Linked DNA regions of Homo sapiens: region 1 is linked to region 2. A link is a loop called in an ENCODE intact Hi-C map of the cell type or tissue named here. Cell type or tissue: IMR-90. All regions are shown on one strand. Links, peaks and the distances in the headings refer to the core of each region. The heading gives the core; the rest is flanking DNA.

What was found. Peaks named below come from ENCODE experiments on the same cell type or tissue, not always from the same donor. Only the 100,000 strongest peaks of a DNase experiment are listed, where the experiment ranks them.
Region 1: it touches region 2 in a loop (4-fold over the local background); 2 of 110 quality-filtered maps call a loop at or near these places.

The regions. Positions count from the first base shown.
Region 1 is chr11:110,993,277-111,009,914 of GRCh38, forward strand. It overlaps LOC105369489 (a long non-coding RNA gene), which reads right to left. Exons shown (of 3, transcript XR_948009.2): 3 at 7,552-7,741. Among named protein-coding and RNA genes, the nearest start is that of LINC02550, 96 kb to the right of the region's middle. In IMR-90, for the core only: no CTCF peak of the experiment used is centred there; DNase peaks (open chromatin) are centred at 9,175 and 11,865; H3K27ac peaks cover 825 bases.
Region 2 is chr11:110,706,039-110,722,676 of GRCh38, forward strand. ARHGAP20 (Rho GTPase activating protein 20) reads right to left here and starts at 6,399. Exons shown (of 15, transcript NM_001384657.1): 1 at 6,089-6,399. The coding sequence starts at 6,193. RefSeq lists enhancers at 4,618-5,263, 6,246-6,747 and silencers at 6,271-6,330, 6,351-6,510. In IMR-90, for the core only: a CTCF peak has its summit at 7,333; DNase peaks (open chromatin) are centred at 6,383, 9,683 and 10,523; H3K4me3 peaks cover 3,031 bases; H3K27ac peaks cover 2,937 bases.

The sequences.
Region 1 (16,638 bases), core at 4,473-12,472, 290 kb after region 2:
GTTTTATAGAAGACAGGTGGATTTGTATTTCTGGTTTTGCATCGAATTGGTTGTGATCTGTTGTTTTGGTTAATGTATACGAAGAAAATTGACTTTATACAAATAAGTCATTAGAAAAAGAAGGACTCAACAAGGACAGCTTTTAGAGGTTAGTTGCCATGTAGAATCTGAAATATATTAATGAAACTTTGCACTGTTATATTTAAATCCATTGGCCAATCTTGCATTTGTGATGGATCTTTTACCATGAATGATGTTTTTACATTATGCATTGATCTCTTGGAAAATATTGGTTCATTGAGTTATACAGACCCTTAAAATAATACATTGTATTATTCAATATATAAAGCACCATTTTTCAGTATTACCAACAACCTCCTCAGAAAAGTCTCTAAATATTGGGAAGCTCTCAAGCTCAAAGCGGAAAATACAAGTTTCTAATTTTTTTCTTGAAAGCTCAATATTTTGCCATTGGCAATGGTTATCAATTGTTTTCCCTGAAATGACTGGCTCACGTGGTTCATTTTGAGCAAACAGCAAACACCAAACACCCAAGTCTGAAAAATCATGGTTTGTCTATCAGTAATTTTTCCCAATAAAACTTATGTTTCATGAACAGAAGCCAGTTCAGCTCACTATGAAAGAACCAATCACACAGTGATTTACCTTGCAAGATCTAGTATATGCCAGTGTGCATACAATACTTTATGTATACATCCCATTTCACCATGCAGAATAGTAAAAAGATACATAATCGAGAGTTGAGATTTAATAAAATGAATAATTTTTACTGCTTCATCAAGGTCCTTTTAAGCCAAACTGGCATTTTCTTTTTACTTCAAGTACATGGCAGTGAAGAACATGTCTCTAGCACATAGCTGACAGTGTTCAGCAGAGATGACAGGCCGAAACTAAGGAAGGAAGTCAAAATTGAAAAGATATTCTAAAAGAATATAGATCAAGAGAAATTTCTTCCTCCTACACTGGGCCTAGCACAGGTCTTTTTGTCCCTTTTCTTTGAGTTTTGTCCTAAGAGAACATGTCCTGTCCTTTTAGGACAGGATAAGGACAAGAGTGATACTTTCAGCTGTGACTTACAGAGTACAGCTGCAGGGCCTATGCCATCTGATATTTCTCTTCAAATTTGGTCACTTTAGAAAGGGACAAAAGCTGGGAACCAGGAGGCAAACTTAATCCTGAAACAAGATCATTAAAACTTTTAAATAGATTCCAGAAGGCTGGGTCTGTCAGCTCTGATGCTTCTTTCCAATCAAAATATTGAAAACAACTTTATTACAATGTTTGATTTACCGATCCAATTAATAAAATCTCTTCTTGCCTCCTTATGAATTTGTTATTTGCAACATGTGTTTTATGAAGTAACACTGGACTTCTTCAAGCCACTGATAAATCCAATGATCTTGTAAAAGGACTGAGCACAGCATGAAATCAAAGGTCACTCTCTGTTCAAAAAGAGCAACGATCCCCAGATAATGGCTTTTTCGAGCAAATTTTTTTTAGCCTTTGCCTTTGGAACTCACCATTGAAGTCATGGGACTCTGGTTCATGGTCTCACCATTGCACTGGAAAAGTCGATGAACCATATTATCTAAAGTATTGCAGAAAGGTAACTTGCTCCTAGTGGGTTAGGATTGGGCAGACTCCAAAGTTGTGCTCTTGAAACGTTGAAAAGACTCTTGGAGAAATCATATACAAATGAAATGATGAATGGGAAATCTAAATGAATCTGTCCTAACCCAAATTTCATCCTGAACATACAGAATGTATCTATTCTAGAGAAGCTTAGGTCATCAGATGTAATCATGTTATTCCAAGTTAAAAAGAGATGAGTAAATGACTAGTAGGCAGAGTACATTTTCTTCTCTTCATTCAGGTCAAATAATAGTTCCAGTATCTTTACCCTTGAGCAACAAAAGAAGTCCTGAGTCTATCCTTTTATACTGGAAATATCGTTGAATAAGGAGACAGAGGGCATGAGTTATTTTCTTGGCTTTTAACATTACTAGGTGTGACCTAGGCCAAGTTGCTCTGTCCTTCAGAGTGAAATGATCATCAGATTGTTCAGTTCCCCTAATTAACACATATAGCCCTCCAGTCTCATTCTCATACCTCAGAGAATCAGAGTTCACCCAAGTAAAATGGATTGTCCTTAAGATCTAGGTAAAAAAACAAACAAACAAAAAATGCCTTTAACAGGCGGCACACCTACCCTGCTTCCAATTTCCAAGCCTGTGGAAATCCAGAGTCTTTGTGAATTCTTGAGGGACTCAGGTTCTCCTGGTACCCTTACCTTCCAGGCACTTTGTTCTCTCACATGCTAGTACTGCCCCTCACCTTACCAGCTGATGGGAATTTCATCCCCACCTTTGCTTTACACACACACACACACACACACACACACACACACACCCCACACATATTTGTAATTTTCATAAAGTTTAGTGAAGATAATGAAAGTGCCAGGGCCAGGTCAGGGCCCAGAGATTGCAGACATTTTTTGGGCTCCTCTCTTAAAGAGACCTGGGTTAGAATTCTGGTCTATCATTTAGTTGCTTGATCTTAGGCAATTTGCTTAATCTCAAAGAGTACTCATGTCTAACTCAAAAGACATTACCTCTATTGTAGGATTGCTGTGAGAATAAATGAAATAATGCAACTCAAGTTTCTAAAAAATTTCCAGCCTTCCAAGGTCACCCTCTAAAAATAGATATAAATAAAAATAATATTGGAAGGTTCACATCTGAGAATATGAAGTACATTAAATATTCCTCCTACTAAGTACAACTAAAACCCCTGGGCATTATGCATAAAACAAACATAATAAGACTTTTAAAGATTGAGTGGGGAGCCTAGACTTCCACCCTTGCAAGGCTGTAATGAGCCACACCATTACCCTTTCCAGGATGATAATCAGAAAAGGCCGGGAAAAGAACCAAGACTTTCACCATTACTCAACAAGGAGGCCACTCAAATTGCAGTGGTGGTGAAGACCACCTGGGAGCTGGAACTCCCAACCCCCACCAGCAGTAATGAAATGATATCTCCCCTCCTCTGCTAGAGCAGTACCAGAAAATATCAGCTAAAACATGTTTAAATAACATCCAGAGTCTCATGTCATAATATGAAAATGTCTAGGTTTCAACAAAAAAATCATTCATCATGCCAAGAATCAAGAATATCTCAAACTAATGAGGAAAATGAATCAATAAATGCCAACAGATTGGCAGGGATGTCAGAATTACCTTACAAAGATATTAAAGAAGATATTATAAAATGGTTCTAAAAGCAATTATAAACGCGCTTGGAATAGAGGAAGAAAAAAAGTAGAAAGCCTCAGCAAGTACATAGAAAGTCTTATCAAAGAAATAGAATATGTAAAGAGGACCCAGGTGAAAATTTTAAAATTGAAACAAACTGCAATGGAAGCAAAAAGCTCAGTGGATGGGCTCAACACTATAATAAATGAGACATAGGAAAGAATTCATGAACTGTATGATAGAACAATAAAAATTATCTAATCTGAACAATAGGAAGAAAACAGTCTGAAAAAAGTGAATGAAGCCTCAGAGACCCATGGGACTATAACAAAAGCTCTGACACTCATGTCAGTGGAGTTCCAGAGAGGGAGGAGAAAGAGAGTGTGTCTAAAAAGGACTCCAAGAAATAACTGCAGAAATTTCTCAAATTTGGCAAGACACATAAATGTACAGATTTGAGAAGCTGAGCAAACTCCAAACAGGGTAAACCTAAATAAATCAATGCCTAGACACATCATAATTAAACTTTTGAAAACTAAAAAAGAAGTCTCAAAAACAGCCAATGAAAAAACAAAAACCTTACCTACACAGGAAAAATAATTCAAATGTCAGTGGATTTCTCATTAGAAACCATGGAGACCAGAAGTAAATGGCACCATATTTTTCAAGTGGTGAAGGAAAAAAAAAGCAATTGTGAAACCTCTACTGAGTCTCACACTTTACAAAAAACATTACTCAAAATGGATCCCAAACTTAAATTCAAAATGTAAAACTATAAAGCTTTTAGAAAAGGCAGGATAAAATCTTGAAGGTTTAAGGCTAGGCAAAGATTTCCTAGATTTGACTCCAAAAGCATGACCCATAAAGGAAAAATACATAAGTTAGAGTTCATCAAAAGTAAAATATTTGCTCCGCAAAAGAACCTGTTAAGAGTATGTAAAGACAATATAGAATGGGAGAAAACATTTGCAAACCGCATATCTAACAAAGGACTTGTATCTAGGATATATAAATAATTCTCAAAACTAAACAATGAAAAAATCCAGTTGGATAATGGGCAAACGATATTTCAGTGAAGAATATTTGCCAATGAAAATGGCAAATAAGCACGTGAAAAGATTTTCAACGTCATTAGCCATCAGGAAAATGCAAATTAAAACCACAATCACTGCACACAACCACACAATCTCTGCACACCAGAAGAATGGCTGAAATATATATATACATATATGGCCATTCTTCAGCCATATATATATATATATATATATATATATATATATATATATATATATATTTCAGCCATTCTTCTGTGTGTGTGTGTGTGTGTGTGTGTATATATATATATATATATATATATATATATATATATATATATACACACACAACACCAAATCTGGAGGAAATACAAATAAACTAGATTACTCATAGGTTGCTACTGGGAATTTAAATGGTATAGACATTCTGGAAAACAGTCTCATGATTTCTTTAAAAACTAAACATGCAACTACTACACAACCCAGTAATTTGCACTCCTGGGAATTTATCCCAGAGATATAAAGATTTATGTGCACAAAACCTTGTGAATAAATGTTTGAAGCAGGTTTATTTGTAACACCCCAAAACTGGAAACAACCCAGATGTCCTTCAATGAGTGAACAGTTGAACAAATTGTGGTACGTCCATGCCATGGAACACTATTCCGCAACAAAAATGAATTATTGATACAACACAATGACCTGGATGAATCTCTAGAGAATTACGTTGAGTGAAAAAAGCCAATTTCAAAGACTATATATAGTATGATCCTATGTATATACCATTCTTGAAATGACAAAATTACAGTAGTGGTGAACAAATTAGTGATTACCAGGGGTTAAGGAGAGGACGGAGGCAGCAGGAGGGAAGTGAATGTGACTATAAAGGAACAGATAGCTTGATGGTTTATGTATGCTGGCAGGGAGGAGTTTTCCTGGGAGATAAAAATGCATTTGCTTTTACCTTAGGTAAATCCATGCAGTCTTTTATGATTTCTGCCTTTAGAGTTCTTAGAAAAATATATAGCACACACTGAGATTATATAGTAAAAGCCACCTTCTATTTTCTTCTATCACTTTTATGGTTTTGTTTTTCACTTTTAACTCAATCTCTTCATACACTGGGGATGGTAGATATGATGGGAGGTAGGATTCTGTTTGATTTTTTTTTTTCAAATGTAGACTTAGCTCTTCTAATACTCTTGAATAGAATGGGAGAAAATATTTGCAAACCACCTATCTAACAAAAGACTAGTATCTGGAATATATAAAGAATTCTTAAAACTAAACAGTGAAAAAAATAATTCAGTTGGATGATATGTAAAAGACATTTCAATGAAGAATATACACAAATGGCAAATAAGTACATGAAAAGATGTTCATGTGCTTTTATCACTAATTTGAGATAGCATCTGATCATTCAAAAAATTCTTACATTTACTTATACTGTGCATATTTTGTCTTTTATATCTGTCTCCTTTACATTTTTATTTATCCCTGTGTGTAAGAATCACTATCATAAGGCATTTAGGGCCAAGAAAATGTTCCCAGTGAGAATTACTAGTCACCTACCTTGCTATCCATGAACTCACTAGCTGGGTAAACTTTGACAAGTAGAGGTCTCTGAATCTCAGTTTATATACCTATAAAATAGAGCTAAAATACAATTCTACTTATTACATGTAGCATACTGAGATCCTCTTTCTTCAAAAGCTTACTAAGGCAAAATTTTGTAAGAAGTGATGATTACCTTGTTTAGCCCTTCCAAGCACCACCATGTTGTTTATAACAATCTTTACAAAAAAAAACTTTTGAATTTTGAGATAGTTTTGGATTTACAGAAGAAGTATAAAAATGGTACAGATAGTTCCAATATATCTTTCACTCAGCTTCTTCTTATGGTAATGTCCTATGTAACCATAGGACAATTATCAGAACTAAGTAACCCCAGTACAATACTAATGTCTAAACTATAGACTTTATTAAGATTTCACCATATTTTTCTACTAAGGTCCATTTACAATTCCATGATCCAATTCAGGATCCCATACTGCATTTACTTGTCATGCCTCCTTAGTGTTCTCCAATCCATGACAGTTTCTAAGTCTTTCCTTGTTTTTTATGACCTTGACACTTTTGAAGAGTACTGCTCAGTTATTTTGATAATAGCCCTTTTCTCTCAAAATAGTTATTTTTTAAATCAATAGCATATCATTGAGTTCCATTTTGTTTTTTCCAACAGCTTTATTAAAATATAATTGACAAATTGAAATTTTATATATTCATCACCTCACCTGGTTACCATTTGTGCATGTGAAAACATTTAAATCTATTCTCTCCACAAATTTCAAGTATATGACATATTTATTACTATGCTCCCCATGCTGTACATTAGGTCTCTAGAACTTATTCCTTCCTACATATGGGTGTGGCTGGTAGACACATAGAACTAAAAGCACCACTTTTTTTTTTTTTTTTTTTTTTTTTTTTTTTTTTTTTTTTTTTGAGACAGAGTCTCACTCTGTCATCCAGGCTGCAGTGCAGTGTTGCGATCTCGGCTCACTGCAACCTCCGCCCCCTGAGTTCAAGCGATTCTCCCACCTCAGCCTCCTGAGTAGTTAGGAGTACAGGCATGCACCACCACACCCAGCTAATTTTTGTAGTTTTAGTAGGGACAGGCTTTCACCGTGTTGGCCAGGCTGGTCTCAAACTCCTGGCACCAAGTGATCTGCCCATCTTGGCCTCCTAAAGTGATGGGATTACAGGTGTGAGCCACTGCACCCGACCTAAAAGCGCCACTTGATACTGATCTTTCCTACTGGCAGAGATGGGATTCCAGGGTCTTAATTATTATTTGTGCATTTTGGTTTCCACAGGCAAAATGAAAGGTAGGCTAAAAGCTTCAAGTTGTTTCCTAAAAGAAGAAGAAAAACGATGTAACTCTCTGCTCCTCTCCCCCCACACAACTGCAAAGGGTTAGCTTAGGACCATGAGTGAAACTTCCACACTTCCTTAATTTCACACATTATGCATAGTTACTATTAGCACATGTGCTTCCAATCACCCCCATCTTACAAACAGTGCAAATGTGGGTGCTAAGAGAATTGAACCTGCCAAACATATTTGACATCACAATGCCCTTGGAAAAGCTATCCGCTAAACCCGGATATATATGTACATCTCAGCAGTTCTATTTTATTAAACTCACAACATTTCCACCCAATTTAAACTCACTGTGATAGCACACGTCGTGACGGATTTGGGTGGTGGTTTCCTTTCCAGTTGGCTCTAAGAATAATGTATTAAGCCAGACCACAATCAGATGCCAAGCCCATGATTAGCTTTCTCTCTCCACTTGGGTCGCTTTTGTTTTTTGAGCAGATATGCAGTGCTGGATACAGCCATTTGTGGGTGGGCTGAGGATGGGCTCTGTTAAAAGAGATGTGATAATGGCTGTGAAAATCCATTTTAAGTGCTGCAACCCTTGTTGCTTTAAATGTTATCTGTGAATTTCCTGCTAAGGGTTGCATTTCTGTAATAGTGATTGCAAACTGGTGGCCCCTGGGCCAAATATGGCTCACAGATGTGTTTTATTTGGCCAGCTCAGTGTTATAAAAGCATCTGAATTTGTGGCCAATATTTACATATTAAGAGATGCTACACAAAAATCTAGATTTCGGTCTTCTCATGAGAAACTCGATGTGACCACATTGGGCCCACTTTTCCATGTGGCAACAATTGGCTGGGGCTGAGTTGCAGCTGGCTCTTTGAGACAGAGTATGTACCATCTGGTTAGCATAATATCTATCCAGCTCACTTCTCCCATTTAGGTAACTTGCTGCATCTCTGTGAGTGTTTAGATTTTCAACACTGGTTTATCAAGATCAAGAGATCAAAGATCAAGAGATCTTAATTATCTAAGCTTCTGGTTAGACCAAGTAAGAAAATGCATGATGAGAAAAGAAAAAGTATGATAAGTCTTAGTCTAGGTTTCTTCAAAAGTAGACCTTGAAAGAAGGATTCAAGTGCAAGTAGTTTATTTGGGAAGTGAACCCAGGAAACACTGGCAGGGAAACCCAGTAGAGCTGGAGAAGAGAAGGCAACCATAAAGAATGTAATGTGAAGCAAGTAACTGCCGTAGTCACCTGAAGCTTCATCCTCCTAGAGGATTGTAGGAGATACTGTAAAGTAGGAGCCTCAGAGTCACCCCAGCAAGGGGCAAGAAAGTAGGAAAATTCATTTGCCATTTCCATCAGGTATTGGTTGATGGCTCTCCGAAGTAGCAAATCAGCATTTCTAGTCTTCCATGGCTGTGCACAGATTGTCTCTAGAAGTCAGAGAAAGCTCTCAGGCAAACGTGCCCCAAATTGTAAATTAGTGCTATAAGCACTGAAATGTAAGACCCAGGGGGATATGTGAAGGGTACCAGCAGTACCAGCCACAACATGCTTCCAAGGAAGGGTGCAATGATGATTTTGTCCCAGAGAATAGAAAGGAAGCACTTGGTATTTGCTGACCAGCAACACAAACTTTCTCTCCCTCATGATAACTGCTCATCCTCTGGAGCAAGTCCTAAAGTCCCCCAAATAGGCCTTCACTTCCTGCTGCTCACTTCTAGTTCCTGAGTAAAAGGATGTATCATCCAAACTGTCCAAAGCAAAAGAATCGTAAGGATACTAAGAGTGTCTTTTGAAGTTGACAATGGGCCTTCGTCCCCTTATTCTTGGCTTGTATTTCTTTATTCCAAAGCAAGGACATTTCAGCACTTTCCATAGTGAGCCAATGATCAGAATCCAGATGTGAGTAGGCTGCCTTCATTTTCTGATTGCTAACAATGGTGAGTCATATGAGGATTGGATGTGACTCAAACATGAGCCCAGTGCATGTGAATGCTTCAGTCATGCCAATGTTTCCTTTGGTGAGAATCCCTCCTAATGTCCAAGCATAGCGATATGTTTATAGTAATTGTTTTTCACTAGAATAGCAGAAAATTATGTTATGTAACTATTTACATTGATTTTCAATTACTAATTGATCCAATCCTGCTGCTATGACAACTGGCGGCACTCAGTTACCCGATGAAAACTGACTATAATCTCGTAAAGAATAAGGGCAATATTGCCAGCACTTACAATCTGCATGTAGACAGTAGGTTCTTGATGAGTCCCATTACTCATTCTTTGCTGTTTGGCACATCATAAGTGCTTAAGAATTGTATATTTGCTCCACATTTCTCTTCCTCCCTTTCTCTCCTCCCTTTTTGCCTCAGTTTATCATTAGAGGTGGAATCGGGGGTTCATAAAAGAACATTCTAGATCATGATATGTAGAAACAAGTTAAATGGGGTGGGAAACTACTAATTCCTTGAACATTAGGTGTCTAAGAAGGGATTTTTTTTTTTTTTTTTTTTTAGGTCCAGTATGTTTTCCTGATCAGGGAAAGACTCTAAATGGCAACAAGCTGGGCTAGACATAATGCCACTTCAAGCCCTGGGTAGCCATAATATTCGATATTGACCCTTGGCTTATGGAATTTTTTGTCAAGTTGATTTTCTCTTTGGGGAAACCTTCTTAATGTGATTTTATTAGGGTTAAACTGTAATAGCACAGAAAATTATTAAATACATAGCAATTATATTCAGATTCAGGTACTCAAGAGAAACTGTACAAAGTCAATCCACATTGATGACATTGTTGATTATTATTTTGTACAATTGTTCAAGAAGAGTGTGCCCATTCAGAATTGAGCCAAATAAAACAGTTGACCCTTGAACAACATACGGGTTATGGGCACTGGCCCACCAGACAGCTGAAAATCCACATATAACTTTTGACTTAACTACTACTAATTTAACTACTACTTAAATACTGCTAGCCTTCTTTTGACCAAGAGCCTTGTTGACAACATAAACAGTAGGTTAACCCATATTTAGTAGGTAGCATATCATATGTACCTACTGTCTCAAGGTGTCTTGAGACACCCTTGCTGTCTCAAGGGTGGCAGAGATGGAGGAAAATCCATGTATTGGACCTGTGTGTTCAGTCCATGTAGTTCACGGGTCAACTACAGAACATTGATTCTCAAGTGGCATGGAAGATGTGAGTGTCAGTAAAGCTGTGGGCAGGGGAACTATAGTGAGAAAACATGCCAGAATCACCTGCATAACTTTTTCAAACTACAAGTCTGCTCACAGCCTGGTGCCTGATTCAGGGAGTTCTGGTCTGGTATGTCACTGAGCAACAACCTCTGGAATAAGGATGCTGTGCATGCCTAAAGAAAGCATAGGTTCTTCTCTCTGCTTATCCCAGGGTGGAGGGGCCTCCTGTTGGCAAGAAGTGCCCTGGACATAACAGGACTGCCTTCCCAATGGGGGTATCATGTATTGCTCAGGAAGGCACAGAGCCAGTAGCCTCAATGAAGGGCAAGCCCCTCTTTGTGCAGACCCCACTGGTTATGACTCTGAGGCTCACAGAAAGTTCCACTCACTGAAACCCCACCAGAAACAATCAGTCCCAATATAGTGTGAAAGAAGAGCTTCACTTAAAAACCATCATTAAAACTTTCACTCCCACTATCACTATGTTGTTAGCACCCTCAATTAAAGCAGAGATTTCCCTCCTGGAAATCACTATGAGTCTGTTACAATCACTAGGTCCCTGATACAATGAAAATATTTTCCTTGAAAGAGGCAACATTCATCCAGAATTACCATTGGACCTATATTTCATATGAGGGATATTGCTTATAACCTCTCATTGAGTACTATGCATCCGTTATAATAATTCTTGAAAACCACTATAGGATGTTGATATTCTTATTCCTTTCTGCAGATAAGGAAACCTAGGTTCCATTAAGGTTCAGAAACTTGCCTCCAAGATGTCATAGAGCTATTAGGTGTAAGACCCATCACTCCTGTACACCAGTGTGGATTATCTCAGGCAAGCCATCATTACCTACTAGGGAGGAAGGAATGGTCATAAGAGAGATGGGGACAGCTCCAGCATTCTGTATATGGGGGTCTTCGGGATGACAATCTGGTTGGGGCAACATGGAGGTGGTTTTTTTTTTTCTTTCCAGAAAATTCTCTTGGAAGCTATGGTTACATTGCAAACTCATATTTTAAAAAAACTCAGTTGGAGTGACTTGAAGAGGAGATTGATGGAACTTGTAGGGGAGTCTAAGATCACCAACCACCCCTGAGTAATGACCTTAAGCCACCATTAGGTTTATCCAATAGCATTTGTTTAAGCAGTTTCCATGTGCCAGGCTCTATGCTGGAAACACACAGTTGGCCCTTTGCTTAAGTCACTCAAGAAAACCAGGGGGAAAGAAGTAGCACTGACAAAATTATGTCATCATTTGAAAGGTGGCAATTCAGAAATATCCAAGATTCACAGTAAGAGTAAATCCTATGGCTTTCCTTTTTATGGTTCTAATCTAAATGATCATTATCATCTCTCAGGACTAGAGATTTTATTTTTCTCACAGAGTATGTGGTCTCCAGGCACACAGCTTGCATAAATCCTGAACACATTCCTCAAGGCTTTATGATGTGTGTGTGTGTGTGTGTGTGTGTGTGTGTGTGTGTGTGTGTGTGTGTGAAAGAGAACAGAGAGAGAGAATGTTACAGGGAGGATGCATGACTCCCTGCTGTGATCTGACAACATTCAGGAAATTTAGAGTTAACATTCTTACAGTCAGCAGTCGCATAGGAGACTGGGCCTCAATCTCTGCATTCCTGGGCTGTCGTCGGCTTCACGATTTCAATGTGCCTCAGTGTCTGTTTTGTATTTAACTCTGCCCCACATATAACACCACAAGACCTGTCCGTGGTTTTGCTGTTAGAGAATGGTTAATATCTAAAGAGGGTGGGTGCCCTCACCAAGCACCCCCAGGGGAGATCTCAAGCTAGAAAGATAATGATCACTTTCATGGAGAAAACCACACAGGCACAAACACCAGAAACTGATATTTAAACCCCGAACTCATAAGGGACCCCACGTTTTCCCATTAGCTGGCTTTGTCTGTTTCTCCTCATCAGCAAACATATGCTCTCCATGGAACCAGCCCAGCCCATCTGAACCAGTTACTATTTCTGTAAGAAGTAGGAGGGGGAGGAGAAAGGGAGAAGAAATTTTACATTACCATTCTCATGCGGTGCTATAAATATTTGCCACAGAAAGCCATGAGGTCTCATTTGCATGAATGATACCACAAAAGCCAACTGTGCCTCTGTGAACTAAGGCCTCTCTCACTCTGTCCTGAGTGCACTGCTTAAATATTGGGGTGGGCTCTTTGATTAGAGAGATCTTAGTTTGACTCCCAGCTCTGCAACATAACATTGTATGACCTTGAGAAACGTAATTGACTTCCATTTCCCAATTTCAACTATCCCATTCTCTCACTACCGTCTTCTACCTGCCAATTCCCTGCCACCACCAGTAGTTCAACAACACTTTGACTCCTACCAAGATCTTGTTTTATTGATCTATACAAGTGTTTCACCATCCCTTACCTCTTGCATGGCCTCCTTTTATTCATTATTCATTTAAAAACGCCACGGCCATTCAGTAATTCTTGAGTGTATTTTTAATTTCCTTGTCCCTCTCCTTTGGCATATTTGCTTGGCTAAATGAGAAACCTAGTTACATCCACCTCTTTGCCTCTTCCTCACCTGAGCCTGTAGCGTTGGACATGTTTGGAGAAAAACACATAATCTTACTGACTAGTCTCATTAAGTTTATGACTACCATCTTCAGCTGTGCCTTCTGCTGCCTGGCAACCACTCTGCCTCCCTAGCCAGTTCACTGTCTCATTTTCCTAGCTGAGGATCTCATACGTCCTCTGTTCTCTTAAACCCCCTACCCCCACTCTCCCTCTCAATTACTGGCTTTGCTTCCTGCTTTCCCGAGAAAAATGAAGAGAGAATTTCCACAAACTCCCACTTCCGCCTCTACCCATCTCCCTATATCTCATTTCTGTTAATGTGGATGAACACACTCTGCTCTCAGCTGAGCAAACCTTGCCACTTCTTTCTCTCGTGCATCATAGGATTTTTTTTTTCTGTATTCAAACTGTTCCCATACTAGCATGCTGTTATTCCGTTTTACTAAAAATCTTTCTTTTGACTCCACTTTCCTCTGTAGCTATAGCCCCCATTTCTCCCTTTCCCTTTATAGCAAAACTCTTTGAAAGAGCAATCTATACAATAGTTACTGTCTCTAGATTCTCCCAACTCTTTCTTGAACACATTCAAATCAGGGTTTTGCTCCAGTGAAAGCATTCTTATTAAGACCACCAATAACTTCCATGTTTCTAAATGTAATGCTATGCACTCGGTAGATATTCTTGAATGATGAATGAATCACTCTAAACCTCATTTTCTTCATATGTAAAATGACATAATAATATCTACTTTTGATATTTGTTGTGGTGACTGATGTACTATAGGCAAAGAATTTCAGAGTAAGTGCTAAATTATATATTAAGCAAAAGACGTTTGCTACATTTTGAGAGGAAATATTTACCTGCAAAGACTCTGCAGCTTCTTTCAATGCTGAACCTTCAGTGAAAGGTGTTGCCCACACCAGTAACCACCCCTTGCTCTTATGAAAAGATTTCCTCCCATTCCTCTAAAGATGGCAACTTTCATTTTCCTAAATTGGATATTAAACTTTGATATGTTGGAAGATGTGAATGTATGTTGTTTGCTGATGAAATTGTGGGGCTTCCTTCCAGTGAGGGGAAGGGCGAGACATCTGGGTTGAAGAGACATCAGCACACTGAGTTTGTTCATTAAGTAGGACCTCCAATATATATGCAACCATTTGAAAATAATTGAAATCTGTTGGGGAAGAGAGAAAGAGAGAGGCATGCAAGGATAGATGGCTGATAACTGAGCACTGCACCTATTTGGTTGAAGACAGTAAAAGGACGGAATGGTCCAGCCAAACTCATTGGCAAGTAGGTGAGCCAGGGGAAGGACTCTAGATTAAACATTTCTCTCCAAGACTCCCATCATACCCTGCTGGAGGGAATATGCATTCCTAAAACTTTTGGGGCCAATTTGACAACATGTTTTTAAAAAGTTTGAAACACGCATGTTCTTTGATCTAGTCATTCAATTTCTAGGAATTTATTCTAAGGAAATAATTATAGATAAGCACAGAGGTTTAGTTACAAGACAGTTTGCTACAACATGGCCCATACTATGGTTTAAAAAAAAAACTAGAAAAATATAAATGTTTACCAATAAGGAATTGGTTAAATACATCATTTATTCAGTTTAATGATATTCAATGAAGTCATTAAAAATATGCTGGAGATTATATTACATGATGTTGAAATATGTTCACAATACATTGTTAAGTGAAAAAATCAAGTTGCAAAACATTATGTAGAGAATGATTTACATTTTTATAAGTTTTTAAGAAAAAAGTTTGAGAGACTTTGTAACCAAATAGTAATAGTTGTGGGATTACAAGTGATTTTCATTTTCTTCTTTTTACTTATTTATATTTTAAAATTTTTCTACAAGTGTGCATTACTTGTGTAGTAAAAGTTAAATCCATAGAGAAAAGTTCTCTCTCTAGTCAGTATAGGACCTTTTGTTCTTTCTCCTGGCCCCTAATGATCATATGCAAATGGACCGAGACTGAAGATACACACAAGTTAATAGGCATACAGCAAGAGGGGAGTGACTTGATATTTTTAAAGAATGTCCATCCATCATTCATTTGCCAAACATTGATGTGTGAACCATGTTTGGCACTATACAAGTATCTAGCCAGCAATGAGATTAACGTGGCCTCCCATCCTCATGTAGTTTTTCATTTACTAGAGAAAACAGATAGTAAGCAAATAATTATGCAAATATGGGAATTGTTACAGAAGAAAAATTTAGTTGTAACAGAGCACATAGAAGAATTTAACCCAGTCTTCAGGGTGAAACTCTTCGGGTTTTAGATACATGGGAAGGAGCACTCCGGACTGATTTCTGCCTTTCTGATTTCTCCCATGATGTGTCTAAGGGAAACTGCCAGTGTGATCGGACTGGACAATGTCCTATTGCTGGTCTCTAGAGTTATTATAGAATCACAGTTCCCAGCCATTCCACTTGTCAGGAGCCAGGAGACCTGCCTGGTTCAAGTCCCAGCTCTGCCGCTTCTAGCTGTGTGACCTCATACAAGTCACTTCATGTCTGGTTTTACTCTCAATATTTACAGAATGAGCTGATTGGTTTAGACAACTCAACAACAACAAAAAGTCTGGGACTGTATGACTTCAGAGGGCCAGAAAGACTCACAAGAGAGGGAAGAGACCCTGGCTTGGGAACGGGTCCAAGGGTAACTAACCCGCCTTGGTTAAGGTGGGGTGGGAAAAATTAGAGAAGATTCCCAGAAGGGGACTCAGGTCTTGAAAGATGAACAGGAATTTGCCAACACGGGATCCTGAGGCTGGGGCCAAGGCCTGAGTGTTCATGCGGCAGGAGCTCAACTGAGGTACAGGAAGAGGGGCCACTGAAAGTGAGTGTGGAGAGAGGATTGTGCTCTAAGGCAAAGCAGAACCATCAACGTTTGAAGTAAAAAGAACTAATAGAAACAGATCTGCCTATGGTGTTGAGGACATTTGAGAGGGCCAGGCTGGAAGCAGGGATACCAGTGAGAAGACTGTCGGAATAGTGCCCAGTCAGAGTGAGACACAAGAGGAGGAGATGGGAGAGAACATGAAACTGGACACTGCAGGTGGAGACGGGGCTTGGCAGCCAGCTGACCAAATTCAGGGAGGCAGGCGCGTGGCCTGGTCAACTGGACAGACTTATGGCAACCAGGAGGAGGGATCGGCTTGGGGTGGGAGAAATTATGGATTCCACATTGGTCACATTCAGTTTGAGATGCTGTTCAGAAGCTGAAGTGGAGATTTCCAACAGGGAGTTAGATGTTCAAAAGCCCCAGAGGTAGGTCTGTGTGGAAGACATATTTGAAAGCCTCAGCTTAGTACCCATTCATTGAAATCATGAGCATAGGCAAGACCACCAGTGAGGAAATGGGACCAGCAATGAACTTCAGGAAACTAATATTTAAGGAATACATGGAAGAAAGGGAGCTAACAACAGCGAAGCTCGAAACAATGGCCAGAGAGAGACAGAGACAGAGAGAGAGAGAAGAGAGAGAAATAAAATAACTGAGTTGTTTTACTCTTTAATTCCTTTCTTTCTTGTTAGAGGACCAAATGCAATATCACATTTAGTTATCTGGGGAGAAGAAGGGTCCTTTTGAGTTTGTCCAGGTAGGGACAAGGGAGAGGTGGAATATGGGGAGTTTGTG
Region 2 (16,638 bases), core at 3,879-11,878:
ATATTTACCTAATGGTAGCAGTGAACATAACATTCAATGGTAGACAGAGAGGGTAGAAATGCCACTCTCCAAAGAATGTATACTCTTTTTTTCAATTGAGAAAAGGCCCTCAACTGTACTTTTCTCAGCTGGTTATATATAATTTAAACCTACTCTCCCCTGTATCTTATGTTACAAACAATAACAAATGCAGTGATAGTCTCGTTGAAAAGAGAAATGGAGTTGGAAGAACTGGATTCAAATTCCAGTTTTGCCACTTACTACACTGAAGCCTTGATATGGTTCGGTTCCTTCTTTAGGAAAAAATTAACACCTACCTCATATAATTGATGTGTTTTGAATATAGTTCAGCATTCACTTAAAGAGGTTTTTAAATTTTCTTTATTCTTCTATAAGTTATAGCCAACCCTTGTATTTTTATTCAAGTTCCTCCTCATGATATTTGATATTTATGGCTTCCAATGATGACTGCTTTAAAGGATGGTATGCATTCACATGCATGTACATGTTCTGATGTTACATTTTTTAAACTCAAACTCCTTTTGTTGCTTTACACCTACTCTCACATGGCAAGATATACTAATAACTCCTGCACTTTTGCAAAGTGTTTCCATTTACCTTTCATGACCCATAAAAACCAACCTTGTGAGAGGTGCAGGATAGGGGTCATTACCCCATTTTGCATACAAAGAAACAAAGCCCAATCAGAAGTTCAGAGGTCACATGAGGGATAACAGAGGCCATTCCTGATTAATCTAATTTTATTTTTATAATTCTAGGACCCTCCCTGCCAACACAATCTCACGTATCTGATTTCATGCAATTCATTTTGTGAGTAACACCAGATAAGAATTGAGTAGGATACTAGTTTAACTATGGGCATAATATTTTTCTCAGTATTGAAGAGTAAAACTAAAGCTTACTCACTAAGATGTTTAATTCAAGCCCCAGTATAAGACACACACATGGTCCAAGTTAGCCCTTGGGGGTGTTCTACCATGAGGTGTTATAAACAGATTTGGACCCAGAGAATTAGAAAGGAAAGGCAGAATGAAGTTTACAACAGCAGCTGCTACATTTAAAAATGTTAGAGCTATTTTAAAATTATTTTCCCTTGCCTGGCTTTCTGGGCCTATAAGTCTCTTTTCCCCCATTCCAACACTCATCCTATTTAAAGATTTTTCAATTAGCATATGAAACCAAAAGGTCAGAATATTTGAGTCTGATACAAATCATTCCTAACTAAAATGATTCTAATATGTGCTTCCACTTCATTAAAACTATTCCGTGAAAATGTGGATATCCTCAAGGATGTATTATTCCAGAATAACTTAAAGTATTATCTATGCTTTATCTATATGCTATTACATTTTAGAATTCAATTTTTAGGAATTACTGTACAAATTTATTGTATATTCTTTGGAAGTGCCTCAGTGATGGAAAAATCTTTGTCTTCTGAGAGTGGATTTGATTTTTGGAAACAATGAAATCCTCTGACTAGTGAGTAAAAGTGAGTGATCTAGCTAGGCAATTCTGCTTGAGATTAAAATAATAAATGTGGCTATAAAATAAAGAGACTGACTTCATTTACAGCATCTACATGCTAGCTCCTCAAACATACCTACCTCAGGACCTTTGAACTTAATGCTCCCACTTCTTTTTATAGCATGGTCTTTTTAAGCCATAAGAGAGTTAAGGGACACTTAAAAAAGGCCTTCCCTGAACACCCTAATGCAGAATGATCTAACTCAACAACCACATTTGTCTAATTCGGGGTTATGTTTGTTCCTTTAATAACAGTTATCACCATTTATTCATTTTTTTGTTTTTTTTTTTGTCTCTTCCTCTGACCCATGCTGTCCAATACAGTAGCCACTAGACACATGTGGCTCTTTAGATTTAAATTCAAGTTGATTATAATTAAGAAGCTTACAGAAAAAAAAAATGACAAATTGTATTTCACCAAAAATAAGAACTTCCGTTCTTTTGAAAGATACTCTTAAGAAAGTAAAAAGACAAGTCACAGACTGGGAGAAAACACAATTAAAATTGGGCAAAATATTTAGACACTTCACCAAAGATAACATATGGATGAAAAATAAGCACGTGAAAAGATGCTCAACATCACTAATCATTGAGGAAATGCAAATCAAAACCATTAGATACCACTTTACATCCATTAAGATGACTGTAATCAAAAAGGCAGATAATAATAAGTACTGGTGAAAATTTGGAGTAGGTGGACTCATATGCACTGCCAGGGGGAATATAAAACCACTTCGGAAAAAACAATGGACAGATTCTTAAAAAGTTCAATATATACCTAAAATATGACCCAGCTATTCCACACCTAAGTATTTACTCCCCCAAAATGAAGTCCATGCAAAGACTTATACATGAATGTTCACAGCAGTTTTGTGATAGCCTAAAACTGGAGATAATCCAAATGCCCATCAACAGATGAATGGATAAATAAATTGTAGTCTAGTCACATGATGGAATGCTGCTCAGCAATGAAATGAACTATCGATACACGCAAAACCATGGATAAACCTCAAAGTAATTGTATTGAATGAAACAAGCCAGACAAAAAAAGAATATAAAGTATGATTACATTTACAAAAAATCTTTGGAAGTGTGAATTAACCTACAGTGAGAGAAAACAGATTAGTGGTTGCCTGGGAATGGGGAGGGAATTAAGGAATTAGAAAGGGACATGAGGAAACTTTGGGGGATGACGAATATATTCCTTAGCTAAACTGTGGAGATGTTTTCACAAGCGTATATATATGTCAAAACTATTAAATTTATATACTTTAAATATGTGCAGTTTATTCTATATCAATTATACTTCAATGAAGCTGTTAAAAAATGTTTAGTTTCTCAGTCATGCCAGCCACATTTCAAGAGCTCAATAGCTACATGTAGCTAGTGGCTACTGAATGGACACTGTAGATAAAGGCGTTCCATCATTACACAATGTACCACTCAGTGGCACTACTCTCCCCTAATTAGGAGAGAGGAAACTACACCACAGAGACTCACCACTTGTTTCTCTAAACGAAGTTTTATTACAACACAGCTATGCCCATTCATTTCTTCATTGTCTATGGCTGCTTTAGCACTATAATGGCAGAACTGAGTAGCCTGTAACAAAGGGCCTACAAACCTTAAATATTTAGTATCTGGTCCTTTAAATAAAGGTTTGCTGACCCTGCTCTGAGCCATAAATTCTGAGGACGGGGCCATATCTGTCCTGTTCACTGCTGTACATAACCCAACTAATATTTACGGAAAATCTAATATATAGCAGACACTATTCTAGGTGCTGGAGAGGCAGCCCTAAGCAATACAGATAAGGTCCCTATTATCATAGTTTTCAATCTGGTGACAGATGTGGGTAACAGATAACAAGCAAGTAAATAAGAAAATATCAGGCCAGGATGAATGCTAAGATGACAATAAAGCAGAAGGTATAGAGAATGACTGAGGAGCACTTCCACTTAGGTAGTCAATGGCAGGCCTCTGCTAGAACCTACGATCTGACAATAATATGAAAGTCAGGACTGCAAAGACCTGGGGCTGAAGCACAGAGAAACACCATCAAGGCCTCAAAATAAGAATGAATTTGATGACTTGAAATATGAAGAGGAAGAAGGCCCATGTGGTTGGAGAATACACAAACAAGGGGGGGATGCATAGATGAGGTGGCAGAAGTAGACAGGGCCAAGAAAAAGGGGTCTGAATTTTATTATAAATGGATGAAAAGCCACTGCAGGATTTTAAGCAGGTAAGCAACATGATTAATTTACATTTTAAAAGATTATTCTGGTGCAAAGTGGTGACTGGATCAAAGAAGGGCAAGAAAGGTGTTAGGCAAGTTAAGACATTTCTGCAAAGGTACAAGTGAGAGATGGCGGCTTGGCTTGGACTACACTGGCAACAGTGGAGATGAAGTGGAGAAATTCAAGACACGTTCGGATTGACAATAGCTTCCCTGATGGATTGGTTGGTGCAGAGAGAGGAAATGAGTTGAAAACGAATCCTAGATTTTTGGCTTGAACAACTGGGACACAAAGGTATGAATTACAGATATAGGGATGTTGCAAACAGTAAGTGCTAACATTTATTAAATGTCTATTATATGTCATTATTCACTGAATTTCACATTTAATCTTCCCAACGATGTTGGAAAGGTAGGTACTGGTTTGTTAATGTGTGAACCTGTTAAGTTTCATAACAAACGACAGCATCTTAAGGACGGTGGCTATGATAAGTAAAAAGAATGTGGGAAAAGAGCGAAGCAACCCTTCATTTATTGGACAAGTATTACTTGATAAATGATAATAAAGCTCCTCTTTAATGCTTCCTCCCTTTGGCAGTGTTATACCCTTAGTAAAAAAAAAAGAAAAAAAGAAAAAACTGTTCAGAAAAATAAATCTTTGATTTTCTTCCAATTCCTTACGTTTACAAAAATAAAATGCTTTAAGTTTTAAAATTTATGTCAGTAAATGTAGGGCTAGCCTGATAAATTCACGTTTTATTTGGGAAGACTTGACTACACACACACACACTCCCTCCATCTCCGAAGGGGAAAAGCGACAAGGACAAACCGCAGCCTCAATACATCAAAGGCTGAGCTGGCACTACAGCCCATACATCATCAAGTTCACGGACACCCCTAGATGGCTCCGTGACACGGTCAAGGTCCTTGGGAACTCCCACACATTTCTATACTCGGCACACCGATCACCTCTCTTCAACTGACCTCTAGCCAACCTAAGATCCTGGTGGGAAGATTTATGAAAGGCAGTAAAATCAAGACAAGCAGGGAACCTGCGTAACCCCTTTAAGTCTCTAATGAAACAAATGCAATCCCTTAAGATATTTCTTAAGGAAAAGCTAGAAGATGCCTCTAATCGCAACTTGTTTCCAGAAAAGCTGGAAGGGCACCACTAAGACAAGGCAAAAAAAAAAAAAAAGGCAAAATATCGGAAAGTCTTATGCTGGAAGCGGGGGTGGGGAGGCGGGGGACAGGCAGACAGGGCTAGAAACACCCAAATCAATTCCTCAGGGAGCGAAACGGCAGAGGCCGGCAGCCCGCGGCCCACGTGCACTTGCTCAGGGAACCGTTCCAGCGAAACCTGACCCGGATCGGAATCCTCCCGCAGCACAGCGGCCGTGTTTATCGGAATGGAACGCTACAAGTTGTCACCTGCATCCCTCTCCCAGCTTTGACAGGGAACACGCGCTGCCCCCACGCCCACACCGACACCCGGATCCCTATCCAGCCCGGCCAGAGTCCCAGGGGCCAGGGACCAGTGCAGGGAGAAGGTCCCCCACCTCAGCCCTCAGGACCCCCAACCACAGCCCACCCGCCCCCACCCTGCTCGGTTCTAGGCCCAGCCGAACCTACATGTCCCCGTAGTGTCGAGCGTTATCATCCACAGTCGCCCCTCAAACTGTGACCCCCACCTGGGAGACCCGGAATCATCCAGGACCCTGGTGTGGGGGGCAGTACTCCCCATATCTGCCCCCCGAAAACTGCTATGGAGCAGCCGCGCCTCGGCGGGCAGGTGAGGGGGCCGAGCCCACCAGCGCCGCAGCCCCGCTGCCTACCTTCTTCAGCGCCGGCTGCCGCTCCCGGGCAGACATCGCCGGCCCTGACTTTGGGGCTGACACCGCCAAAGGGCAGTCAGTGCTCGCCCAGGCCACTTCGGGAGGCCCAGGGGCACGGCGAGGGGTCGGGGAAAGGCGATCGCCCACTACAGCCCGCGCGCCTAGACTGAGGGAGGAGCCGGGCTGCAGAACCGGCGGCGGATGGAGACGGGAGGGAGGCTGCGAGGTCGCTCGAGGAGAGACTAAGGCTCTAGAAACGGAGAAGCGGGCGCTCTGCGGGAGGCGGCGGCGCTGCCGCTGGCCGTCAAGGGCGGGAAGTGTTCTGGGACTCTCATTAGGGGCCGCGAGCCTCGAGCGTCAAATTCCCGCGGCGTCCGCCTAGCGCGCTGCTGTGGCGGGCGCGGAGGGCGCGCGCCGGCAGTGGGGGCTGCGGCGGCGGAGGGCACGGGCCCCCGCTCAGCGTCCTCACCTTCTTGGTGCAGCTGCCTCCCGCGAGCCGAGACACTCCTGTCAGGGAAGAGGAGCGCCCCGGCTGTCCCCCTAGAGTCTCCTGCTGGGGGGACATCGCTTCCATGAAGAAAATCTTCAAACAAATCCCAGCCCAGGAGGAGGCTACACGATCATGTCCGCGGGCTGCCGGCCGGAGGGGCGAGGACGCGCGGGCGGAGGCGCGGCTGCCGTGCTCAGGCAGGGAGCCGAGCTCCGGGTGCTCGCCGCGCGCCTCCCGTCGGGGCCATGTACCTCCGCCTGCGCTCGACACCGCGGGCTGGAGGCGAGTGCAGCGGCGACAGCCCGTCAGCGCCGCGGCCCGCCCCGCCTCGGGCCCGCCCCCTCCGCTCCGGGCGCCCTGCGCCGGGGCCCGCCCCCGCAGCCCTCCTCAGCCCTCCTCCAGCCTGGGCCCTCCTAGCCTCGTCCCAGCCTGCGGCGCGCCTGGCGGGCGTCTCTCTATATATGTTAGCACACCGGCCACCGGCTGACCTTTTCGGTCTGTGACTCCGCGTGGGTGCAGCCCGCAGGAGCTCATCGGCCTGTGTCACGCACGGGGGCCTCTAGTGCACGGACACGCGCCTCTCCCGCCACCTGCCCACTCCCACCAGACCCCATCCCTTCCCGCGCCGTGCCCGCGGCGGAAGGCGCCCCTGCAGCGCGTGCATCCGCGGAGCGGTGGCGACCTCAGCCTGAGCAGAGGAGTTGCAGTGATTCCTGCCTCGCTTTCAGCGGACTGCGGAGGGAATCCCCCACCCCACCCCACTGGGGATAGGGTGGCACGTCGCAGAGTGTCGCAGCTGTACAAATTTGGAAGCCCACAGCATCGCCTGACCTCTTGTGCAATCCCGAACGCTAGCCTGTTCGGGTAACCCTGAGTGGGCTTCTGCAGCCGGTCATGTCAGCGGCCCCTGCACATTTGCACCCGCGGTTTCCGCTGTCTGCAGGCTGCAGAGACGGGGGCATTCCAAACGTGAAAGAGCAATGAAGGAAAATGCAGACAGAGCGAGGACGCCGAAATTTGGCTAAGCTATTGAGAAGGCTACAATATGTGGAAGTGTTTATCAGATATCTGCGCCGAGAGCATAACTTCCTGTCAGCCCAAATAGAGGCAAAAATATTTTAAAGGCCAAAGAATAATCAGAGGGAGAGGATTTGGAGCTGACCCGCGTTGAGCTGAGTGTTGCTGCACTTTGCGGGGCTGGTTGACTGGTACGGATGATTCGGTAGATGGCATTCTTCCCTTGGAGTCAGGACTAGAGAAGCAGTGGCGGATTAGTGAGGAAGGACACCACGCTATGATATTAGGTTGTGGAAGGGGTTTGGTTTGCTTTTGTGGTAAGAAGAAAAAAATCGAGGTTCCTGCCAGGTTAGGCTGTTATTAGGACAGGTTGTAGAAGAATAGGGCTCTGGCCGGCTCTGTTCCAAGGAAGGGATGCTGTCCAACACACACTCGCGCGCGCACACATCACCACCATGCCCAGGAATGGTTTATTGTGGAAATAATAGGGGGAAAATGTTCCAGCCCGTTTTAAGCCTTGTCCACCTCACACTGTTTAAAGTAGGCTTACATAGGCTTTATAAATCACACACACGTATAAATCACACACACGTATAAATCACATGTATGATTTGTAAATCATCTATTATTGTGTTTATGTATGTGTGCATATACACACACAGTTTTTCATGGCTACTCTCTTTTTGCAGCTGAGACCCATGTGCAGCGACAGGACTTTGCCCCCACCATAGAGTTTGTCATGAATTCTACACGCAGAGGGCTTTGCAGTTCCTTTCATTCCTTGCTGAAATCATCCACTTACAACTCGTTAGCCTCTTTTGGTTCCTATCATAAATGCACGCTCCCAATTTTCCTTACTCTGTTTTATTTCGATAACACTTATCTCCTTCTAATATATCATGTAATTTACTTAGTATGTTTAGTGTTTATTATCTATATCTCAGAGAAATGCAAGCTTCCAGAGGGCAGGAATCTTTTGTGGGCTTTTGTTGTTGTTGTTGTTATTGTTGTTCTTTGTCGTATACCAAGTGCTTGAAGCAGTGTCTGGTGCAATAAATGTTCGTTTGCTAAGGGAATTAATGAGGCATACAAGGGTTATGAGATAGATCTTAGAAGGGCCAGACTGGTAGAGTTGGTTGTTTCACTCAGAGTGTCCCATGTTTCTGTTTGTGATCTTCTTTTTTGCACAGGTTTGATCTGTGATCAATACTACATGTTCCAAATCAAAGTAGTATTTTACTGCAGATTTGGAAAACTCACTCTTACTTCTTAATTTTTAAGTGCTTTTACTTCAAAACCCATTAGTTTTGGTTTGCATAGAAAACTGTCCCATACCTAAAGAAAACTGACTTTGCTCAGATTAATGCTATCACCAGAATCGTGTTTTAAGAACACAAATTTGATCACATCACTCCCCTGATTAAACCCTTCTTTGGCTCCTTGTGTTTACAGAATAAATTTCAAATGCCATAGTATGATATGCAAGACTGCCTATAAACAGACATCCTTGCCTCCACTTATTTCTCTTGTCATTTATTGCTCCTCTTCAACTCTCACCCTATTCCCTGTCACATTGAATTCGCCAAGAAGTCACCTTCCAAGAACTCGCCTTGCCTTCTCACATCTTTGTGACTTTGAACCTGCTGTTTGCATTGCGTGGGAAGTTTTCCTTCTATATTTCCAACCCCTATTACTTTACACTTAAATATCTAATACTTGGTGCATAGTAAATGCCCAGTAAATATTTGTTGAGGAAATAAATCTCCCAGATTTGAATCAATAATTACCTTAGAAAAATCTTCCTGACTTTATTTCTCCTTATCTAGCTACCTCCACACACCAACCATACACATGGGGCATCCACTGTAGGTAACATTTATTGATTGCTTACTTAATGCCAGTGAGTACCTGTGGGTAACAGGTAACATTTATTGAGTGCTTACTTAATGCCAGACACTGTTCTAAGCATTTTACACACATTAATTTAGTTATATCTTTATAATCTATGAGGTAGCTTCTTTTACTACCCCATTTTATAGATGAGAAAACCAAGCCACAAGGATATTAAGTAATATGCTCAAACAGCTAGTAAGTAGTCTTGCTGAGCTTAGAACATGGGAAGTCTGCTTCAGAACCTGTGTTCTTAGCCACGTGGCCAACTGCCTCTCCTGTGTGTATTTCTTTGTCTTTATAACACATATTACATTATACCATTACCATCTGTTTTACTTGCCTTGAAATAGAAGATCGTATTTTGTCTTTTCTTCTTTATGCCAGGCACACAAGTATGCTCTCAATGAATTTTTTTTCAATGTCTTACCTTTGAAAGAATGGATGCAATATTAGAAACAACCATCTTCATCTCCATTATTATGCTGTACAGTTTAAGGAAGATACTCTGATGGGAAAGAAACAATTCTGGACTATTCATTAGACTGTGAAACTATTTTCCATGCACTAGGAATGTTATGTTGTAGAAAAGGGTGGTGCCAGAAAACAAAAATGATAAGACAGTTAAGGGAGTGTGATGACCTATGTCTGACAAAAGCAGAAAGTATCCAGAATATTTCGAAACAAATCTTAAAGCAAACTACTAGGAATAGCAACACTTAACAGCTGGGAAATGCCAATAGCAGACCTTTAGCAGAAACTAAGAATGAAACCAAAAGGTTTTGCCAACCATTAGATTAAATAACAGTGAAGAAATTTAACTATAAAAGGAAATGTTTGGGCCAGGTACAGTGACTCATGCCTATAATCTCAGCACTTTAGGAGGTTGAGGAGGGAGAATTGTGTGAGGCCAGAAGTTCAAGACCCTGTCTCTACAAAAAGGAAAAAAAAAATAGTGGGGTGTGGTGGCACATGCCTGTAGTCCCAGCTACTCAGGAGGCTGAGGCAGGAGGATCGCTTGAGCCAAGGAGTTTAAGGTTACAGTGAACTATGATTGTGCCACTGCACTTGAGCCTGAGTGACATAGTGAGACCCTGTTTGTTAATTAAAAAATAAAAAAGATGTTCATGAAACTCATTCATTCAATGATATTTATGTGCAGGATACCGTGCCAGGTGCTTGGGGTACAGTCAAGATGAATCCCCAGAAATAGTCCTTGCAAACCCCAAGATGCACACAAGAATCATTCACTGCTATCTAAATACCCTACATGAGTGATTGCAAACTGATGGCCATCTGGGCGAATTCTGGCTTGTTTTTCAACATATGCACTTTCTTTTCAAACTTATTACTAACCTTAAAAATCAAAATATTTCAAATAGAATTCTGGGTTCTCTTGAAAAAAAAAATCAAGAAATTAACAACATTTAAACTCAACTTCTCCAAGGAGCCAGTCAGCTAAAACTGACTCATAGCTGTGTTATTTCATTAAATGCTCAAAACAACCCTAAGGAAAATGCACTCTCATAGTCATCACTGTCCCTAGTTCTGGGAAACTACAAACAAATAAGGCAATGGAAGGTGAAAAAGTGGCAAGAGACATAGAGAAGAGGCCAGGGAATGAGAAACACAAAGTGGGTGCTTTTTTAAAAAAAGTAAGCCAAAGTAATAGAGTTTTTCAGGAACAGAAACGGTCGACAATATCTTCCGCTGCAAGAGAGTAAGCTGGTAAAGACTAAAGTATAACGAGAAGAGAGAAAGTTGAGACTACTCTTTCAAGAAGCTTGGCCCAGAATGAATATGAGAAAGGGCAGGAGCTATCAGAGGAAGATGGGATCTATTTTATTACTAAATTAGAGGGCAGATCTGTTAAGAGTGAGGCAAGATGTTAGTCTTCACTTGGAAAACAAAGCCAGAAGGAAGTGTGTTTCTAGAAGAAGAAAGTGATCAGTAACGTCAAGAAAGATGACTGAAAAATATCTACTGAATTTATCAACCAGCAGGTCATTGATGAGTTTATCTGGAAAGGCTTGAGTGAAATGAATGGACCAGGGATTTAGAAGAGAGGAAGAAGTGAAGACAGTGAATGTGCACAACTCTCTTGGGAAGTATGATTGGGACAGGGAGGAGAGAGAGCTGAAGAGGATAGGAGTTTGGAGGGAAGCCATATGGGTGTAACTGTAGACATGAGTATATTTAAATAGTGATGGGAAGACATTAGGGGTGACCCAGAAGCTGAAGACACTGGGACCAATGGGATGGGAATGGGACCTCTAGGGCAAAGATAGAGGAGTTAGCCTAGATCAGAGCAAGAGCAGTGCTTTCATTATCATAATAGGAAAGCAGGAAAGAATGAGTGCTAAGATAGAAAGCTCTTCTGATGTGTTCTATTTTCTCTGTAAAATAGGCACTGAATACAGTTTGAGGCTAGGAACTCAAAACATGTGTGTTCCGTTTGTGAATCAGTGAATTCTGCTGGTATTGGGCAGCAGGGCGAATTTAAGGGTTGGAGGAGAGTTGAATGTTCTAAACAGACACTGAAGAATGAGAATAAGCAAGGATAAGTTTGTATTGAGGGCTCAGCTGAAGTATGAAGCCATGAATTTATAATGGACTGCCTACACAGCCTATGGTTTCTCTTCAAGGATTCATTCAAGGAGAAGGTATGCCAGCTGAGTGTGATGAAGAAGAATAATGCAAGAGAGTTGAGAATGGTGGTGAGAGAGCAGTTGATGGGGAAGACCATGGCCTGGGTTCTTCCTCACTCCTTAAAAATCACTAACATGTCTTTCTTCTGGTTTCCTTCTCAAATAATTTTGTGGTCTTATTTCTTTTTTCTTCCAGCCCTGAAACACTCAGGGATTCACCCTCACTCTTCCTGGTGCCCTTGGAAGCCTCTGTGATTTTGCCCTCATTCCTTGCATGTAATACCAACTGAGTCCTTTTTAATTACTTCCCTGACTACCTCCCAAACCTCCCTACTGATCACCCAAACTGACTCACTTATATGCTGATATGATTTGGGTGTGTCCCCACCCAAATCTCATCTTGAATTGTAGCTCCCATAATCCCCACCTGTTGTGGGAAGGACCCAGTGGGAAGTAGTTTAATCATAGGGGCAGGTTTTTCCCATGCTGTTCTCATGATAGTGAATAAGTCTCATGAGATCCGATGGTTTCCTAAAGGGCAGTTTCCCTACACACGCTCTCTTGCCTGCCACCATGTAAGACATGCCTTTGTTGCTCCTTTGCCTTCTACCATGATTGTGAGGCCTCCTCAACCATGTGGAACTGTGATTCCATCAAACCTGTTTTTCTTTATAAATTATCCAGTCTTGAATATGTCTTTATTAGCAGTGTGAAAACAGACTAATACGTATGCCTCGTAAACACGTCAAACTCCAATAGGTCTAAGGCTGAATTAATATTAACTCCTTATCTCCTTCCCTGACCCTTACCAGTTCTCTGTAACTTCCACCATCATCTTCCTCAGTAGCTGAAGCTTAAAACCTTGTGAAAATGACAGATTTTGCTTTATCTTCAAACCTATTCAACAGCCTCTCACCCCACTGCAGCCCAGTCACTCTCATTTGACCACACAATTGACCACCAAGTTCTCTTTACTCTTATTTTGTAAACCTGAGATCTTTCCCTTCATTTTTATTTGCAGCCATACCCACAGAAAATTTCTGTACTCGATTTTTTTTCCTAAAGAGTTTTCTTCCCCCTTTGTGTATTCCTTGGGGGAATAAAAAATGGTGCACTTTGGTGATTCATAAAAAGATAAACACAGAATTACCTTATAACCCAGAAGTTCCACTCAAGTGCTAGGTATATACCTCAAAGAGTAAAAAACAAAGTCTCAAACAGATACTTGTATGCCAGCATTCATTGCATCATTATTCACAATAGCCGAAATGTGGAGACAACTCAACTGTTCATCACCAGATGAATGGATAAATGAAACGTGGTATATACATACGATGGAATATATTCAGCTTTAAATAGGAATGGAGCTTTGATACATGCTACAATATCAATGACCCTTGAAAACATGCTAAGTAAAATAAGCCAGATACAAAGGACAAATATTGTGTGATTCCATTCATATGAAATATAGATATTTCATATTCTAGAGAATAGGCAAATTTATAGAGATAGGAAGTAGGTAAGAGTTTACTAGGAGCTGGGGGAGAGAGGGGTAAGTTATTGCTTAATGATTACAGAGATTCTGTTTGGGGTGAGAAAAGAGTTTTGGAAATGGATGGTGGTGATGGCTGCACAACATTGTGAATAATTAATGCCAATAAACTGTACATTTAAAAATGGTTAAATGACAATAATAACAAAAAGTCTCCTTGCTTATACCCTTGCCTTCCTCTAAGCAATAACACATATTCCATCTTCCTCAAACACCAGTCTGAGCACGTCTGTGTGCTCCTGGAAACCTTCAGTGGCTCTCCATTACTCTCAGTACTCAATCCACACTCACAAAGGTCCTATCACATCTTCCTGCCTGCATCTCAGACATGAATTCTTGCCTATCTCTGACCTGCACTCAAGCTTCTTCCTCGACCCTCAATTCTGCAGAGTACGAAGACAGCTGTGTAGAGCCTAGATGCTTCTCTAACCAGTCTAAGTGACACACAGAAAGCCTCGTGACTTTTTGTCATTTGAGGGCACCAATGGCTCAGCTCTCGGGTATGACTATGAGCCTTGATATAAGAGAGCTTTTGACCTTAAGTAATTCTCAGGACCAAATGTGGAGCTCTCTTTCTCTTTCTTTTATTGGAATATCAAAAGGGGCTATTTCCTCAAAACACATAATCCCATTTATAAGAGAGGAAGTTTATAGGCTGGAGTTAGGGAACAGAGAGGAGGAAGAAAGGAGAAAAGGGAGTATAAGAGAGAGGGTGTTTGGAGTGAGGGCTGGAAAAAGAGCTTGGGGTCACACTGTGAAGGACCTTGGATTCCATGGTGAAAATCTGGACATTATTTTCCAGGGAAAGTGGTAGACAGCAGACTGGCATTTGATGAGTGCCTGCCATGTGTTAGGTATACCTTACATACTTCATTGTTACCAAAAAGGTAGGTATTATTATACTCATTTGAAATATGAAGATGAGGTTCAGAGAAGCTAAGTGACTTTCTGAAGTCACGCAATCAATAAGTGGCAGAGCCAAGATTTGAATTCAGATCTGATTGGGTTCAAAACGTATATGCTTACAATATCAACAGTGTTACAGTATTAATAATAGCTGCCATTCATTGGTATTTAACTTTGAAGGATAGGGAGATATAAATTTGGCAGTTAAACACTGTTCTAAGTACTTTATACACTACCATCATCTTCAAAAACAACTCTAATGGCTTGTATTTTTAAGCCCAGTATACAAATGAAGAGCCATGTACTTAGAGATATTAAGCCACTTGTCAAAGATCATATAGCTACTGAGCAAAAGAGCCAGATTCAGACCCAGGACACCAAAGCCCATGTTCTTAACTACTAAGACTTGATGGTACAGTCTTCTTTTTGTTCCTTATAACTGGAGAGCATCATAAATTGTGTTGCACTCATTTTCATGTGACATAAAACTAAATACGACCCCAAACCCTCCTCCTTAGTCCACGAACAGCTTGCTTGCTGGTCAGAGGCTTAGCCTCATCATTTTAAAAATGTATTTTACAAAGTAACTTGATATTTTAACAAGAAACAGCAACAAGGAGGAGGAATGTCTGTTTTCCATCAAAGTTCAGATTGCTCTGTGAACCAGACCAAATTAATTAACTATTCATCATTTATTGTCTACTGCATGCCTCATGCTCTTGCCCATTCTTTAATGTGACACTTCTCTCTCTCACACAAATCACTTTGGGTTTCTTTTCTTTTTCCTTTTGGTTTTTCCTAGGCATTTCGATTGCCTGGATGTTTGTTAGTTCTGTCTATGTTTATGTTGTAATCCTCTCCAGAGATTTGTGGAAATAGCCCTTGTAACCATACTCCTAATTCACTGCCATATTTGCTGCAAGGTTGATTATTGTCTGTGCTGATATGGTAGAGTTAGGGAGCTTGGTCCCATGAGTAAATTTAGTGAGTTGTGCAAGATTGTTCAGCTTAATAAGTGGTAGAGCAGCATTCCAATCCAGTTCTGACTCTCAAAAATATAAGACTTCAATCCTTTTCCTTAAATCCTACTTAAGTTACAAGTAAAAATAAACTGTTGCATATTTTCAATAGAAAATAACAAAAAATGATATTGATAATTTTAAAAAGCACTATTTTAAAATGCTTACATCAAATAAAAGAGAGATAAGAAATTAGATACAGGCATTCTGAAAGATTTTTTACTTTAAAGCATATTTCGCCAAGTGTGCTATAGGGAACAGGAATCCCTTACGATGCTTTACAAAATAGGGTTCCAGAGTCAAACAGATTTTGCAAATACTGCCCATGTGACAATTATAATGTATATTATAAAATGTGTATATTAAAATCATTTATATATTCTGCAAAGAAACACTCCTAAATTCCTTCTTAATTTTTTCTTCTATGTAATTAATGTACTAATATAGTCCTAACTGTATTAGTATGTTGTTACCAAAAAGGTAGGTATTATTATATTCATTTGAAATATGAAGATGAGGTTCAGAGAAGCTAAGGGACTTTCTAAAGTAACGCAATCAATAAGTGGCAGGGCCAAAATGTCTATATCTATATCTATGCTATCTCTCTCTATATATATCTTGGTATCTATATATCTATATATCTATATATATATGTGTATATCTTGGTATATATATACTATATATAGTTAGTACTAATATAGTTAACGTGATAATATAGTCCCATCAGCAATACTGCTAGTTACACAATGAATTTTCTCTTTTTTAAAAACTGTTATTTTAAATTTAAAGGTACATGTGCAGGTTTGTTACACAGGTAAACTTGTGTCATGAGGGTTTGTTGTATAGATCATTTCATCACCCAAGTATTAAGCCTAGTACCTATTAGTTGTTTTTTTCAATCTTCTCCCTCTTCCCACCCTCCACCCTCCAAAAGGCCCCAGGGTGTGTTGCTGCCCTCCATGTGTCCGTGTGTTCTCATCATTTAGCTCCCACTTTTAAGTAAGAGCACTTGGTATTTGGTTTTCTGTTCCTGTGTTAGTTTGCCAAGGATAATCACATCCAGCTCTGTATGTCTCCGCAAAGAATATGATCTCATTTCTTTTTATGACTGCATACTATTCCATGGTGTATATGTGTTAATACCACATTGTCTTTTTTCAGTCTATCATTGATGGGGATTTAGGTTGCTTCTATGTCTTTGCTATTATGAATAGTGCTGCAATGAGCATACATGTGCATGTGTCTTTACAATAGAATGATTTCTATTCCTGTTTGTATGTACCTAGTAATGGGATTGCTGGGTCAAATGGTATTTCTTTCTTTAGGTTTTTGAGGAATCACCACACTGTCTTCCACAATGGTGGAACTAATTTGCACTTCTACCAACAGTGTATAAGCATTGCTTTTTCTCCACAACCTCGTCAGCATCTGTTACATTTTGACTTTTTAATAATAGCCATTCTAACTGGTGTGAGATGGTCTCATTGTGGTTTTGAT